2 separate regions of the Mus musculus genome follow, and region 1 is linked to region 2. Evidence: chromatin loops called from intact Hi-C (ENCODE). Cell type or tissue: heart. All regions are shown on one strand.

Evidence for each region. Hi-C counts contacts between places; a loop is a spot of excess contacts. Peaks named below come from ENCODE experiments on the same cell type or tissue, not always from the same donor. Only the 100,000 strongest peaks of a DNase experiment are listed, where the experiment ranks them.
Region 1: a loop joins it to region 2, with 9 times the contacts of the local background. A loop is called at or near these places in 6 of 42 quality-filtered maps.

What each region holds. Positions count from the first base shown.
Region 1 is chr16:57,605,131-57,613,130 of GRCm38, reverse strand. Cmss1 (cms small ribosomal subunit 1) reads left to right here and starts at 6,264. Exons shown (of 10, transcript NM_025599.3): 1 at 6,264-6,465. The coding sequence starts at 6,405. It overlaps Gm51269 (predicted gene, 51269), which reads right to left and starts at 2,345; the gene lies at 2,286-2,345. In heart, a CTCF peak has its summit at 1,160 (motif pointing left); a DNase peak (open chromatin) is centred at 6,290; H3K4me3 peaks cover 1,642 bases; H3K27ac peaks cover 1,083 bases.
Region 2 is chr16:58,277,875-58,285,874 of GRCm38, reverse strand. No RefSeq gene overlaps it. Among named protein-coding and RNA genes, the nearest start is that of 4930461C15Rik, 130 kb to the left of the region's middle. In heart, a CTCF peak has its summit at 4,143 (motif pointing right); no DNase peak of the experiment used is centred here.

The sequences.
Region 1 (8,000 bases), 670 kb after region 2:
CAGCTGTAGTTCAGTCTTGAAGAGACCGTCAGGCTTGCCAACCAGCCTGAGGCCAGGCTGCAGAAGTAGCAAGCTGCTGCAGGAACCTTGAGAGCAGTTCATGGTGAGTTTCTCTCAATGGCAGTGTTGTCACGAGTTGATCTCAACAACACTGCTATGTAAGGCAGTCCATTACATGTGTGTCATTCGTGAAGAGCAGGGAAGCAGAGCAAACCAAACCAAGGCTCAGTGCTCATCTCCCACTGTCTGTGGAGTCATATTTAAACTTCTTCATCAAGTGTCCTTTCGTGTGTTTGCTATATCCAAACATCCTTTCACCTATGTCTGCTTCAGGAACACAGTCTTTCACGTGCTTGCTTTAGCAAGATATCCTTTCACCTGTGTGCCCCAGTAAAACATCGTTTGATATAACTAACTTTCCAAAGAACTAGAAGTTTCCACTTCATATGGAAGGAACAGTTTTTCTCCTAATTGGACAATGTGCTTAACATCTCCCTTGGGGCAGCTGCTTCTGGGCTTCAGTCATAATCCTCACTTTTCTGAGTCTTAACTCAAAAAACATAACTTCTTCTTTTCTCCCTTTCTGTATCATTTTTGGGCACAATCCAAAAATCCTAAGCATGCTTGCTTTGGCACGCTGAGCTTTCTGTTTGGTCTGAAGGCCATTCCTCTTTTCTAGGGCTGCTTGACCAATTCAGAAGTTGGTACCTTTCCCCTTCCAAGATTTACAGATTGCATGCTCTGTTGGGTTTTTCTCAAACTCTAATGAAACAGTCCTTGAGATTCCATCTCTCTCTCTCTCTCTCTCTCTCTCTCTCTCTCTCTCTCTCTGTATGTATGTATGTGTAGCTAACCAAACTAAGAAATCACAAAATGCAACTTACACTCCCCCAGTTACATGGCCACTCTTCTCTATGTGCTTCTGGCATTCTTAAGGTCTTTCTGTCATAAAAATTAGAATATATCCCATTTTTTTCTCATTCTTCTTCTTCTTCACTAAGTTACACAGAAGAAGCTTCTAATTTGCCTGAAGTCTTCAAGCATTTGTATGTGAACAGAGATTCTATTCACCAATGATGTTCACAGCAGAGAGAAAGAGAGCAAGATTTTAATGTAAAGCCCTGCTTACAACTCCTGTGTTGCTGCTTGGCCAAACAGCTCCCCCTGGAGGCCAGAAAAATAATAGCTGTTCAGTAAAGAGGCTTTAGGCAAAGTTGGTTTGTTTTTATTTTGATTTGGTTAGTTGGTTTTTGCTCCTATGCTCCATCTCTTAAATTTTATGGTTTTTGGAGTTATCTTTATTTTATAGGTTTTGTGAATGCTGACTGCCAACGAAGACCTAAGACAAATAGTGGGACAAAATACCTCCATGTTCTTTACATGGGGTTTGCTCTGCAGGCTTCTGTGGCTTTGCAGCAGCATAACACCTTGGATCCAAGTGAACATCCCAGGGAAACAAGATTAAAATGCTTAGAATTTCAGAGCTCTAAGCCTCAGAACTCACACACCAGCTCCATTGTGTTCTATTGGTTGAGTGATAATGCTCTATCCTAGTGCAAGGAAGAGGACATTGACATCACTAGTTGATAGGAAGCATTTCAAGTAAGTCCTGCCACATGGTAAAGAGAGGACATGGGTGGGTGCCTCTGCTTCAATTAGAGACTCTGTTCTGACCATTTGTGTGGAAAGTGAGGAGAAAGATGACAGATGTTCTCCTTTGACCTCCACATGTCCAAATATGGGTGCACATCTGCACATTCGTGTGCATGCACCACAGACTCATATACTGCCTACAACACACACACACACACACACACACACACACACACACACACACACACACACACACCCCACAGATTTATATCCTTTGTATTGAACATGAGATAAAGCTAGATCAAAGGTGATGGTACACAATCCCGGGGCTAGTATTGGGAGTGGGTCATCACTACTTCCAAGTGTGAAGGGCCTGAGGCTGTAAATATTCACCAGTGCTCAAAAAAGTAGATACTGAGCAGGGACCATGGCTTTCAGAAGTGGAAGAGGCCCAGCAATGGGGTGAAGCAAGCAGGCATATGGAGGCATCTCTTACTTTGGATTTAATTGCTTTGAAAAGATGCCATAACCATAGCAACTCTTATAAAGGAAGACATTTAATTGGGGCTGGCTTACAGGTTCAGAGGTTTAGTTTGTTATTGTCATGATGGGAAGCATGGTGGTATACAGGCAAACATGGTGCTGGAGCAGTAGCTGAGAGTTATATATCTGGATCGACAGGCAGCAGGAAGAGAGTGACACTGGGCCTGGCTTGAGCATTTGAAACCTCAAAGCCAATGCCCAGTGACATATTTCCTCCAAGGCCACACATACTCTGACATGAACACTCCTAATAGGACCATTCCCTATGTGTCTATTGGTGCTACTTCCATTAAAACCCTGTGACATAACACTTACGATGTTTCTCCCTGTTTCATGCCAGTGCTGAGCAGAGAGTGGCATGGTTTAGCTTCATTTTAGTCATACCATTGTATTAAACTGGTAAGAACAAATACAGCGCTTGATATTAGCCAAAAGGATGAGAAAAGACATGGGAATCATCTCTCTCTTGCCTCTCTTACCAGTGCATCCAATTCACTACCCCCAAAATTAAGGCTAGAACTTAGAGGATAGCTGTGTCTGTCTTTTAGGGCATTGTCTTAGTTAGGACTCTACTGCTGTGAACAGACACCATAACCAAGACAACTCTTATAAGGACAATATTTAGTTGAGGCTGCCTTACAAGTTCAGGGGTTCAGTCCATTACTATCAAGGCAGTAACATGGTAGCACCCAGGCAGTCCACATTAGATTCATCCTCACAGTCACATGCACCTTGTAAAGGAGTTCTAAGTAGCCACGCCTTAAGCTTTATTGTGCCCCTGGGATTGGAATGACTGCTGCCTGGAAACCTAGAATGAGAATTATTGTTGCCTGAGATCTTTTTCCCAAATTGTCCCATGTTTTAAATCTGCTGACAATGAACCACCATGCACTAGGCTCCCTGATTCAGGTTGGTGAAGTCCGTCTGAACCGAATTTTCAATCTCATCTCTTCATGGGTTTGCTTCTCTGCCTGGGCACCTACAGAGTCCCCCTCAATTAGTGTGATGAAATACTATGACAAGATCAACTTGAGGAAGATGGGCTTTGTCTTCTCCTTCCATAGGATTGTTCATCACTAAAGGAAGTCAGCACAGAACTCATACAGGGAGGAACCGGGAGGCAGGAGCTGATGCAGAAGCCATGGAGGGGTGCTGCTTACAGGCTTGCTTGTCATGGCATGCTCAGCTTCTTTTTTCTTTTCTTTTCTTTTCTTTCCTTTCCTTTTCTCTTCTTTTCTTTTCTTTTCTTTTCTTTTCTTTTCTTTTCTTTTCTCCTCTCCTCTCCTCTCCTCTCCTCTCTTCTTTCTTCCTTCCTTCCTTCCTTCCTTTCTTTCTTTCTTTCTTTCTTTCTTTCTTTCTTTCTTTTCTTTTCTTTTCTTTTTCTTTTTGGTTTTTCGAGACAGGATTTCTCTGTATAGCCCTGGTTGTCCTGGAACTCACTCTGTAGACCAAGCTGGCCTTGAACTCAGAAATCTACCTGCCTCTGCCTCCTGAATGCTGGGATTAAAGGCATGTGCCACCACACCCGGCTTCAGCTTGTTTTCTTATTGAACCCAGGACTACCAGCCCAGGGCTGGAACCACCCACAATGGGCTGAACCATCCCCCATCAATCACTAATTAAGAGGATGGTCTAAAGGCTTGTCTACAGTCGAATTTTATGGAGGAGGCATTTTCTCAATCAAGGTTTCCACCTATCAGAGGACTATAACTTGAGTCAAGTTTATAGTAAAACTAACCAGCACAGTATGCTAACCTCTATCACAACACTTTTATCTTCACAGCAGTAGGTACCAATCTTTTCACATCGTGGCATCCACAGGAATTCTTGGCATTTGTACAGAAGCAAGTACACAAGTAAGAGAAGGGTATTCCAACCTGAGGCAACAGGACAAGAGGCTCTGCTGGTTCCAAAGATGGAGAATCGCTATCTTACCCATGCTCAAATCGGTTCTGTTCTGAACAGTAACGTCAACACAACTTACCCTAAACAATCATACTATCATACCCTTCAACTATAATAGTACTGTTCAGACTTCTTTGTATGGCACTTTAGATTTAGGAACAGAACTGGGAGAGCTCTGAGGGGTCATCTAATTTATTTACTTTGTGTTATAGACCCCCCCCCCCGCAAGCCCAGTAAGGTTAAAAGCTTACCTGAAACTTTTTCACTAAGGAACAGATTTTTTAAAATTACACTCATACTGCCGACTGATAAACATTGACAAGCTAAAGTTTAAGTGACTTGTCTTCTATGAAGGTTGTCCAGTTCAAACTCCTGAGAAATGACCCATTCATACCCAAACTCTAACAGTACTTATTCATATGCTATACAGGAAAAGGGGCTCAGGCAAAGCTCCAGTAGTTGTTTCAGCCTTAGCTTCCCTGTGTTCATGAGGTGATCAGGTACTGTTGGAGTCTGTCAAAAGACCCTCACTCACAAAGACTACAGAGACCTCCATTGCTGAAAACCGCAAGAGGTTTTTTATTATTCCAACATGTTGGGGACCCTCCTCAGCACCCAGGCAAGAGGAGAGACCCAGAATAAACAAAAAACATACTTTTTATGCCTTGTAAGGGGCAGATTTAGGTAACAGGGCTATCTGGCTTATTCTCATTGGTGTAGCAAGTAACCCTTTCACGCATTAGTTGGTTTGTATAGGGTGACTATGTAACCCTTTGGCCTAGTGACTCACTTTGCCTGCCCTTATGGTGGGTTATTATCAGCAAAGCAGCACTACATTTTGATCTTATAGGTCAGCTATTAACATCACAGCTCTTAATGTCACAGGGAATTTTAGAAAGGTCAGGGTGGTTTGTAGTCTTTCTCAGAATTCAGTGTGGGGCAGGGTAGGGGGATTTCTCTGGAAATTGCTATCTTGTTATGGTTATTTTTCTAAGAACAGCTCATTTTGTTTTGGCAGCTGTAGACTCAGTCATTTTGACTGCTATGTTTCTGAAAGTCCCTTCAGAGGGGAAGAGGCTGGGTGGTCTTGAACTTATTTTGGATTCTACAGTACCAGATATGGGTGTTGGAGTTGGAGGTGGGGTTAGGGTAGGCTAACTTATAAACCCAGATATCTATTTACTGGTAACAAAACAGTTAAAGGGAAGATACAATTTATATTGTTTATTCAATAGAGCTTGTATTTTTTTCTATAAAGGGTGAATTAGCAAATACACGAAGTATGAATGTATAGACGCACCATATTAAAGCCACTCTTTCTTTCTGGTTAGTTTATGTTGTCCAAAGCGTTCTACTATAAAAGTAACTTATGAGCACCGGTACAAACAACTCAATCGCTGCATTTGGCCTGTGGCCTTCCTGACCTCTTAATACCTGTTGTCAGGCAGATGGCTAATGGAGATGACAGAAACAAATGTACTGTTGAATAAAACAATTCTCCTCCTCCTCCACAGGATGTCTCTGCAGAGTCTTGGGTGTCCTGGAACTCCCCTGTAGACCAGGCTGGCCTTCAACTCAAGGAATCTGCTTGCCTCTGCTTCCCAGATTGCTGGGATTAAAGGCGTGCGCCACCACACCAGGCCCCAAGTTCTATTCATGTTCCAAGGGCCATGGTACTGAATGGGACAGATCACAATCCAAGTCCTCTAAAGAGAATATCAAAACCTGATTAAGTATTTTAAATAGAGAAGTGGTATGTTTCAGGTCTTCAGGATATTCGTCCCTCTTAAGTTGTAGAAAAAGAGCAGCAACGTTCACATGTACAACCAAGTTCCGACATTCATCGTCAGCAACTCTCAGGTGCGTTTCTAAGGACAAACTGCACAGGCGCTGGAACGCCAGAACCCTGACAACCAAGTGAAAACACATCCACGTGCTCGGGTCTCCTCCCGCGGTGCAAGCTCTTTGAAATCCAACAGAGAAAAATCGTCTTAGCATCCGTTCTTGCACTTTCGACATCGGCTTTTCGGCCATAAACCAAAACAAAATACTTAAATATTAAAAAAAAATAACCCAAACCGATGGTAACTCTTTTCTTGTATTTCTAGGCTCAACAGAGCATTTATTTGGAGTTTCTAGGCCGATCTTGAACGTCTGAGCCTGTGTGGAAACGGCGACACCCCTGGCTGCCGCAGCTGGGGGGGCGTGGCGTCTGTGACGTCATCTCCAGTGGCGCGGGCGACGGAGTTCCTTGGTTTTTCCGCGTGTAGCGTTGCTAACGCCGCCAGTGAAGCTGAGCCCAGGAGCGCGAGCGGCCGCCTTGCTTTCATCTGGTTGTCAGTTCGCGTCCGGGTCTCACGGGGATGGCAGACGATCTGGGAGACGAGTGGTGGGAGAACCAGCCGGCAGCCGCCAGCAGCCCAGGTAAGCTCTCGCCCGCCTCCCTCGTTCCTCCTGCCCTGGTCCTCGCCTCAGCTGCCTTACCCGCGTGTGGCAGTCGTGGCGGTCTGCCCGGAGGTGGAGCGCGGAGCCGTGGGAACATGGGACGGCGCGGGAACTGGGGAGGGACAACACCGTGTCACACGTGGAACGAGAGGGACCCCGTCGCCGCCTGCCAGTCTGAGAGGGCTACTTCCTGCGCTCTGGTTTTCTAGACTTTTTACTATTTTCTTGAGACTAGATAGACCGTTTCTGTACAGTTTGTCATAGTGGTTACCAGTAATCCCTGAACTAGGTTCAGATTGGGAATTCAAATCACAGACTCTGATACTCCGACACATTCTCCTTTTTCCTCACGTGTGAAAGGAGTAATTCTCTCCAAAAAATTGTGAAGATGTAGTGAAGGTAATTTAAAGTTGTATAGCACAACACAATTTTTGGCGTGTAGTATATGTACAAAATATTAAAGTAGCGTGTTCTTTATCATGTGTAGTTCGAGCCAGCAAGGGGCTTAACTCTTCTGCTTTACAGCAAATTCTTTTCTTTTCTTTTCTTTTCTTTTCTTTTCTTTTCTTTTCTTTTCTTTCTTTCTTTTTTTTTTTTTTTTAGACAGGGTTTCTCTGTGTAGCCCTGGCTGTCCTGGAACTCATTCTGTAGACCAGGCTGGCCTCGAACTCAGAAATCCGCCTGCTTCTGTCTCCCAAGTGCCGAGATTAAAGGTGTGAACCACCACTGCTCGGCTCCAACAGTTTCTATTATGGTGTACTATGTGTACCCATTCTGTGTGCAGTAGGCATTTTATTTTCAAGTAAAGTAGCATTAAGTAACCCCCCCACTCCAGTGGCCTTGAACATTTCATGCCCCATAAGACTTAACCATGCGATAGCTACTTCTATTGTTACTGTCTCAAGTCACCCTCCAAGGATCCAAGGTCCACCTGTCTCTAGTTTTAGATGGTAGGGTCAATGTCATATTTCCATTTATTTTGATCTCAGTACCATCTCACATGATAGCAAACAGAGTTAACACGTTTAGACCATTTCTCAGTGTGAAACTGAAAGTTACAGCATGGGTTTTGTGATTTAAGGGGAACAGAAGAGTAGAGTGTCAGTCCAGTGGCGAGTGGCAGTCTGGATCCCAGGGTTGAGACTAGACTAGGGATGACAGAAGTAGGAAGCTAAAAGTCAGGTAATCTGTAACTCTCAGTCTCCCCATCGTTTGAGGAGTGTTTCTCAAATGACTCAGTAGCTTCTTCTGAGTCTTAGATGCCCCCTCTCACCATACATGTAACAAGAAAACCGGAGTGTTCAGAAATGCCAGGAGACAGTGGATATGACAGTAATGCCAGTTTTCATTTGTTGAGCTCTTAGTATGATCTAAATTCTGAAACTCTTAATTCTCCTGCCTCAGCCTACCTATTGCTGTCATGCATTGTTTTTGCTGCTTTATGAGCACTAGATTATTCATCTTTGTAAGTGTACAGAGAAGTAGTTATCTTTATCCCTGTTGTATACGGGAGG
Region 2 (8,000 bases):
AGGTATCAGGGTGAGTGTGGCCTCATAGAATAAGTTTGGTAATATTCATTGTGTCTCTAATTTGTGGAATAGTTTGAGGAGTATTGGATTTAGCTCTTCCTTGAAAGATTCTGCATAAAAACCTGGGCTTCTTTTGATTGGGAGACTTTTATTGACTGCTTCTATTTCATTAGGTATTATAAGTTTATTTAAATTGTTTACCTAATCTTGACTTAACTTTGGTAGTTGTTATCTGTGAAGAAAATTGACCATTTCATTAGATTTTCCAATTTTATGGAATAGAGGATTTTAAAGTAAGACCTAATGATTCTTTGGATTTCCTTTTTATTTGTTGTTATTTTCCCCTTTTCATTACTGATTTTGTTAATGGGGATAGTCTCTCCCTGCCTTTTAGATAGTTTGGCAAAGGGTTTGTCTGTCTTGTTGATTTTCTCTAAGAACCAGCTCTTGGTTTCGTTGATTATTTGTATTTTGTTGTTGTTTGTATTGTTCTCTCTATCTTTTTTTTTTTATTTATTGACTTCACCCCTGAGTTTGATTGTTTCTTGTCATCTACTCCTCTTCGTTGTGTTTGCTTCTTTTTGTTCTAGAGCCTTCACGTGTGCTAGGGCGAGATCCCTCCAGTTTCTTTATGAAGACATTTATTGTTGTGAACTTTCCTCTTAGCACTGCTTTCATTGTAGCATAAGTTTGGGTATGTTGTGCCTTTGTTTTTATTGAATTCAATAAAAATCTTTAATTTATTTCTTCTCTGAACCAGTGGTCATTGAATAGAGGTGTTCAGTTGCTGTGAGTTTGTAAGCTTTCTGTTGTTTGTGTTGTTGTTAAAATCCAGCCTTAATTCATGGTGGTCTGATAAGATACAAGTAGTTATTCCAATCTTCTTGCATCTGTTGAAGCTTGCTTTGTGACTGAGTACATGATCAGCTTTGGAGAAGGTTCTGTGAAGTGCAGAGAAGAAGGTATGTTCTTTCATGTTTGTATGAAGTGTTCTGTAGATGTCTATTAGGCCCATTTGATTCATATCCTCTGTTAGTGTCACTATTTCTCTATTTAGTTCTGTCTCAATGACCTTTCTGCTTGTGAGAGTGGGGTGTTGAAGTCTCTCACTATGAATGTGTGGTGTTCAATGTATGATTTAAGCTTTAGTAATGTTTCTTTTATGAATTTGGGTGTCTTTGCATTTGTGGCATAGATATTCAGAATTGAGATGTCATCTTTGTGGATTTCTTTCTTTGATGAGTATGAGGTGGCCTTCTTTATCTCTTTTGATTACTTTTCATTGAAAGTCTAAGTAGCTAGTTAGAAAAAAAAATGTAAATTTTTTTTCCTAGATCTTAGGGGCTCTTCACCTAGCCCAGTGCCTCAAAGACTGTTTTGTTTGGAATTGCAAAGGAGTAAGATCCTATAAGGGGAAAGAGAGTCTCCCCAGTAAAAGTGTCATTTTCTCTAGTGTCTTTGGCCCTGGTGTTCAGAGAGAACGCCACTATGTACTCACTATGTTGCATAGAGACTACATCCTGGCAGCCAAACCCTGTTTAAACCTTGGAAATCAAACACAGATGCATTTCCCAAGAATTGTCATTAATTCCTTGTTTCATTAGACAGGTCCTGGAGTTTGGTTTCTCTTTTGGTAAAGTGAGACAACCTTTCTCATTTGTCAGAATAAATAGGTGAGAAAAAAAATAAAACCAATAAGTGCTGCACTTTGCAGTTGAACACATTCATTAAGTTCCAAGAATTGACTTATTTCTAAAATGTTATTATCTTTATTAGAAATACTACAAAGGGAAAAACTGGAAATTAGAATACAAGAAAATATTGGCTTAAAGTGTAACTAACTAGATCATTTAAAAGACAATTATTATTCATGTCATTGACATTTGAAATAAAATAATCATGAAAAATAGATGTCTTGATTATTTTTGGTGAGAATTCAGAGGTTGGCTTATTGGTTCTAAAGTTTAATAAAATTAATTGGAATTTGTGCATTCTTGGAGAAGGAAAGATTGACCAAGTACCTCTGGAATACTTTTACTTCATATTTTCCCAGACCTATTTTATTTCCTCTTTCATCAAATAAAATATCAGAGTTTTTGCACTTCAAATTTATGGGTATAATTTTTATGATAAACCATTAGCTTCCTTCCCAATAGTCACTTGGCGTGACTATGCAATCATTCTGTATTTTATGAACTCAAATGACTTCAGCTGGATCATAATCAGATAAAGTTATCAATTGTAGTCGGCCTGGAAGGCCAAGGGATCAAGTGGGGACTAGGCAGGACAAGATGTCCTGAGATTGGAGTTCGTGCTCCCAATCTGTGTGACCCCAGTTAAGCTATGTTTCTCCATGGCTTCAGTTTCTTTTGTCAAGGGGAAGGTGCATATATGGAGTCTGCCCACCTCTGGTTGCTTTGTGTAGTATTGAAAACTGTGATGTCGATGCTTGAAGATGCGCAATGCAGAAGACCCTGCTGTTTTATATTTAACAGCTCCTGTGTTCATCTACATAGACATCAAGTGAATTTCTTGCTTTCTAGATCACTTTATTTCCTACATTCCTTTTCCTTCATATCTCTGGCACTATTCCTCTAGTGCATTTATTCTGGAGAGTTTGTGAAGCCAGTTTGTGTTTATGCTTATTTTTCTCACTTTCTTCAGTTTTTCATCGAGTTTAGTTATTTCTTCTTTTATGTCATAAACTTTATGTCATACCCTGATGTTCTTGTTATCAAAATATTTGACTCCCCTCTCTCTTACACTCCTGCTAGGCAAACATTATACTACTGAGATATAATTCAGTGCCTTCCCATCTGTTTTTAATCAACACAATTTTATTGTCGCACCGACATACTCATTTGTTTCCTTATTGTGAATGCTATTTGTGACAGGACGGATGCCTGGAGGAGAAGCTGTAAAATAAGGCAGATACAATAAGAAAGCTACGTGATTCCACTTATCTATGGAATGTAAAAAATTGCATTCAAGAAAGCAGAGAGCAGAATGATGGCTGCCAGAAGCACCGAGGGTAGGAAATGGAAAGTATTGATCAGAGAGCATGAAGTGCCAGTTATATAGAGAGAATATTCTCTAGAGATATAGTGTTCACCATAAATACAATACAATCAGTTATTTTTTGTTGTATAGTTGAAAATTTCCAAGACACTAGGTTTTAAGAGTTGTCAACATGTGAATAAAATAGATATGTCAAATAGCTTCATAGTAATCAATTCATTATGTATGTGCATAAGAAAGCATCATTTTAATAAGCAAAACAAACAACTTTTATCTCTTCCTGAAAAAGAAAAAGACACCTATGCCCTTCATAATCTAACTTATTTAGTATTTGAAAAATGCTATAAGAATGCTTGATAACTTCTGCTTTAGAGGCCAGAGATAGAGTGGTGTTAAAAAACAAAACAAAACAATAAATTTGTAAGTTTTCTTTTATTTTGAAGGAAGAAACTTTATGTGTGAGTGTGTGTTTGTATGTGTGTGTTTATATGTATGTGTTTGTATGTATATGTTTGTGTGTGTGTGTGTTTGTATGTGTGTGTTTTTGTGTGTGTAGTGGAGGGGACACATGTGTGTGGAGCCCTGAAAAAGACATCACATACTTTGCTCTATTTCACTTTACTCCCTTAAGACATCAGGTTCACTGAATATATAGCTAGAAGCAGCCAGCATGCCCCATAGATCCTCTCTGTCTTCTGCAGCCCAGCTCTCCTGGATCATAGGTACACATGCGGCATGTAGTAACAGACAGCTTTCTACATGCGTGTTGGGAATCAACATCATGTTTGTGCAGCCCTACCCTCTGAGCCAGTCTCAGCCCCTTGAAGGAAGACATTTTTAAAAACTCCATTGATTTCTTGTGTTTCTTTATAATGAAGTTCCTTGTCAGCCTACTTAGACTAGAGACCAGTGCTGATGTAGCGATTGATCCATTGTTTTAACAGACAAAATAAGGGAAGTCACCCGATTTTGTCATCTGTGTTTCTCCTGACAGTGCCAAATGTGCTTATATTTATTCTTTACATTTCATTTATACTTTTACATTTCTCGCATGAAGGAAAACAGTCCAGTCTTCCCAAAGCATTCAAAGAATATTAGACAAGTAGAGAACAAAGTGTGATACCAGACAAAGTCCAACAGGTGGCTGTATTTCTCAAAGTTTCAAAACCAGCTAGGCCATCTGTTGCATGCAAATTTTCATCCCAGCTTGTAGTTCTCATTGATCATTTGATTCTGGAATCACCAGTTTTATGACAAAGGACGGGCAGTGTGGGGTGGGAGGCAGACGATGAGAGGGTGTACACTACCAGACATGATTTAATTGATGATGTTATCCAGATTAGTTCTTTTATTGCTCACTGCACAATAAGTTAATCAGTAAAACTTCAACAGTTCTACTTCATCCTACCATAGGTAGTTTCATACATGTTATTTGTTGAAGTTACTAATTTATTTACATGTCTTAAAGTAAGAACTATTATTGTTCACTCTTCTTTCTTCTTTTATCAAAATAATTTGATAGGTTTATATCATTCAATCAAAAAAAGCATCAAAACGTGGAGTTGAGGCACACAACTTTGCTCTCAGTACCCAGAAAACGAGGCAGGAAGGTCAGTTCCCAGAAGACGAGGCAGGAAGGTCAGTTCCCAGAAGACGAGGCAGGAAGGTCAGAAGACAAAGGTCATCCTCAGCTACGTAAGTTTGAGCCTGGCTGGGATACTCTAGTATACTTAAGACTCTGTCTCCAGAAAGAAGCTGAAGGGGGGGGGGGCACGGAGGAAACAGGTCACTGCATCAGCTGTAAGTGATGTTACATGACCATTATTGGTCTCATTCTCTCTGCAACTTGCAGTTTGTCTCATTTCCTCAGAGCTGGCAGAGGGACATTCTCACAACAGGTCTAAATGTGCTCTGAATATCACCATGCTAGTTTCTGTCTCCTACTGCATCGCTGTTTACATGGAATCTAGTTCTGCTCCAAATGATTATTCAAAATATTTCATAAGTTACCATGGTTTCTGTCAAAGATTGACCCTGCTCCGTTGGTGTGTGTGTGTGTGTGTGTGTGTGTGTGTGTGTGTGTGTGTGTGTGTGGTGATGTGGATCAAACTCAGAGCATCATTCATACTGAGCAAGAGCTCTGACACGAAACTAAAACATTGAGAGAGCATTTTAAATTCTTATAAAATACTGCTATCTGTCACCTATTAATTTTGATATTACAGCCTAAGATGCAAAAAATAAATTTGGAAATTTATATGGCATATATAAGATATAGTCAAGTTTTAGAATATGTAATTATAACCTCAGGAACATTACAATAAAATATGAGCTGTGCAAGGAGGTATTATTATATTTATGTTGAGAGTCAGAATAAACTATTTTTCTACTAACATTATAATCAGATATGCACTTCTTATATCAATTATTTCCTCTCTCTACAAAAAATAAGGATCAGTGGACAGACCAGAAAGATAATGGGAAGACAAACTCTGCCTACTTCAGATCTTGCTAGTGCTGAGATTAGCTACATAGAGCGTAAGGTCCTGTGCCACTTTAGGCCATTGTATCTGAAAAAAAAATCAACCCTGAAACCCATCCTATCATCCCACCTGAGGAAAAAAGATATCTATACGTTCTAGCTTTCAGAAGAAGGAATAGAGTATGGAGGTCAATTCTGTCTATTTTAATTAAGAAAGAATTTGAAAAAGATCAAAGAACTAAAGTAGTTGCGAGTCTACATTGATTAGAGAAGGCACATGGAAAATACTGTCACGCCTTCTTGCTGTTGAAAAGTATTGGCTGAGTTGGATTATCATTTTCTATATTCATAGCAACTTCTAAGAGCAAATGCAGTCAGTTTTACTCATTGAAAAATTTTCCATTAAAGCTTAGAAGTATCATATATTAATGCTTCCATGTATTAGTTCAAAATACTTATTTAATTCTCTCTCTCTCTCTCTCTCTCTCTCTCTCTCTCTCTCTCTCTCTCTCTCTCTCTCCCTCTCTCTGTGTGTGTATGTGTGTCTGCATGTGTATGTGTGCACGCACACACAAATGTGCATGTGTGTGTGTGTGTGTGTGTGTGTGTGTGTGTGTATCTCTGTGATAGTGCTCATGTATGCATGTGTATATTCATGGACCCAAGAGAACAACCTTGGCAGTTGTTCCTTGGATACCAAGGAACAACATGTAATTGAGGCAGTTTCTCATTGGCCTGGGGTCACCAGGTAGGCTAGGTTGGCTGGCTACCATGTCTCAGGGATTTGCCTGCCTCTGCCTGCCTAGGATTGAGATTACAAGTGCATGCCACCCCAGATGGAAATTTTTACTTATGAGAATTGAGTTCAGGTCTTTATGTTCACTGAGTATACAATTCCTGAATCCCTGTTTAATGATTTTTATGTGCCATGAACTAGTAGATGTAGAGTGGTCTGCATGGAATGTAACATCTATTTATTTTTCTGTAGTTCCTCTAACAAATCACTGGCAAAATTGTGCTAGAGTTCTGTAGGTCAAAGTCCAAGCAAATTTGTCTGAGGTAAAATGAAGGGTCTGGAATGGCTTTATTCCATTGCAGCGGCCAGGGAATAGTCCTTTTGTTTGCTCTTTCCAGAAATTGGGGCTTTGTTTATAGTTCTGTCCATATCTTCAGAGTCAGTGATGTGACATCTTTCTGACCTTCTGTCCTTCGTTGTACATTCCTGTGACCACAGCTGAAACAGTTCCCCACTTTGCAGAACTCATGTCATTACATTGGACTCATTTGGACAATCCAGACTTAGCCTAACTGCAGGCTTGTGCCTTTAATTATACTTGACAAGTTACCTTCAACCTAAGTTCTGGGCATCTCAGAAAGGAATCTTTGGGGGTACTGCTGCGACTGTTATGTGGAACTTAAGAACTAATAATACTGCTGTGAGTCATGAACAGTGACAACGGGACAAGGAGGCGACTCAAATGACTGACAGGCAGGATGAAGGTAGTGACAGTCTGAGGCATTCTTGTTGACGTTAGCTCATGAGAATTCTTGGCTCCAAGTTCCAGGTATTTCTGCATATTAAGAAAAACTAGGAATCCTCATTATGTGAATACTACCAGTTTTTAAAACGTAAATGTATATCTCGGGAATAAAAAATATATATTTTAAAAATGTAAATATATATCTAGTCCTCTGAATTAGAAACTGAATTGGACAACTGGCATTCAAGTAGTTTATTAAATAAGTCTTTTGGGGAAACTAGATAGGGTATGGGAGACAGGCCAGGGGAAGGATGATATTTAGGATATAGTCTCGGGCAAAAGAACTCTATCCCGATCTCCTGGGGAGTGCTGCCGCAGGTAATAGTTCATAGTGTTGATCACAGGGAATTGGGCTTTCATAAATCCTTACTGGTAACCATTTGCTCTGAGCTTCCCCAGGGTCATGTAAACAGTCAGGCATTGAACCGACAACAACAAATGGAACTGCTTGTGATTCCATTGATTAGTTTGCTCCTTACTTTCTACTAGACACAGGATGACTATTAATGAGCCTAATTGGTTTTGTGTGTGTGTGTGTGTGTGTGTGTGTGTGTGTGTGTGTGTGTGTGTGTGTAAGGCTTCTATTTTTATTTTCCAGATATTAATCAAATGCATTTATGATGTTCAAGGAAAGTATTTTGATACATATATACACATTAAAACACACAATAGAAAGACTGTATTAAACTAATATATCTATTGCCTTATAGATACTTTTATTGTAGAGAATGGCTAAATTTTATTGGTTAATCATTTTTGGCATATTTTAACTGTGTTACACTGTGGGGATTTTAAGTCTTGAGAACCTATTCCCTCTGTCTAGTTGAGACACTTCTCCTTTGAACTATGGCTTTTAAAACTCACACCCCTGCCTCTAGCCTTTTTACTTCACTTTTACCCAGTATTTTAGTGTCTTCTCACGTAAATTTAACTTTCTTAGATGCTACACAGAAAAGAGT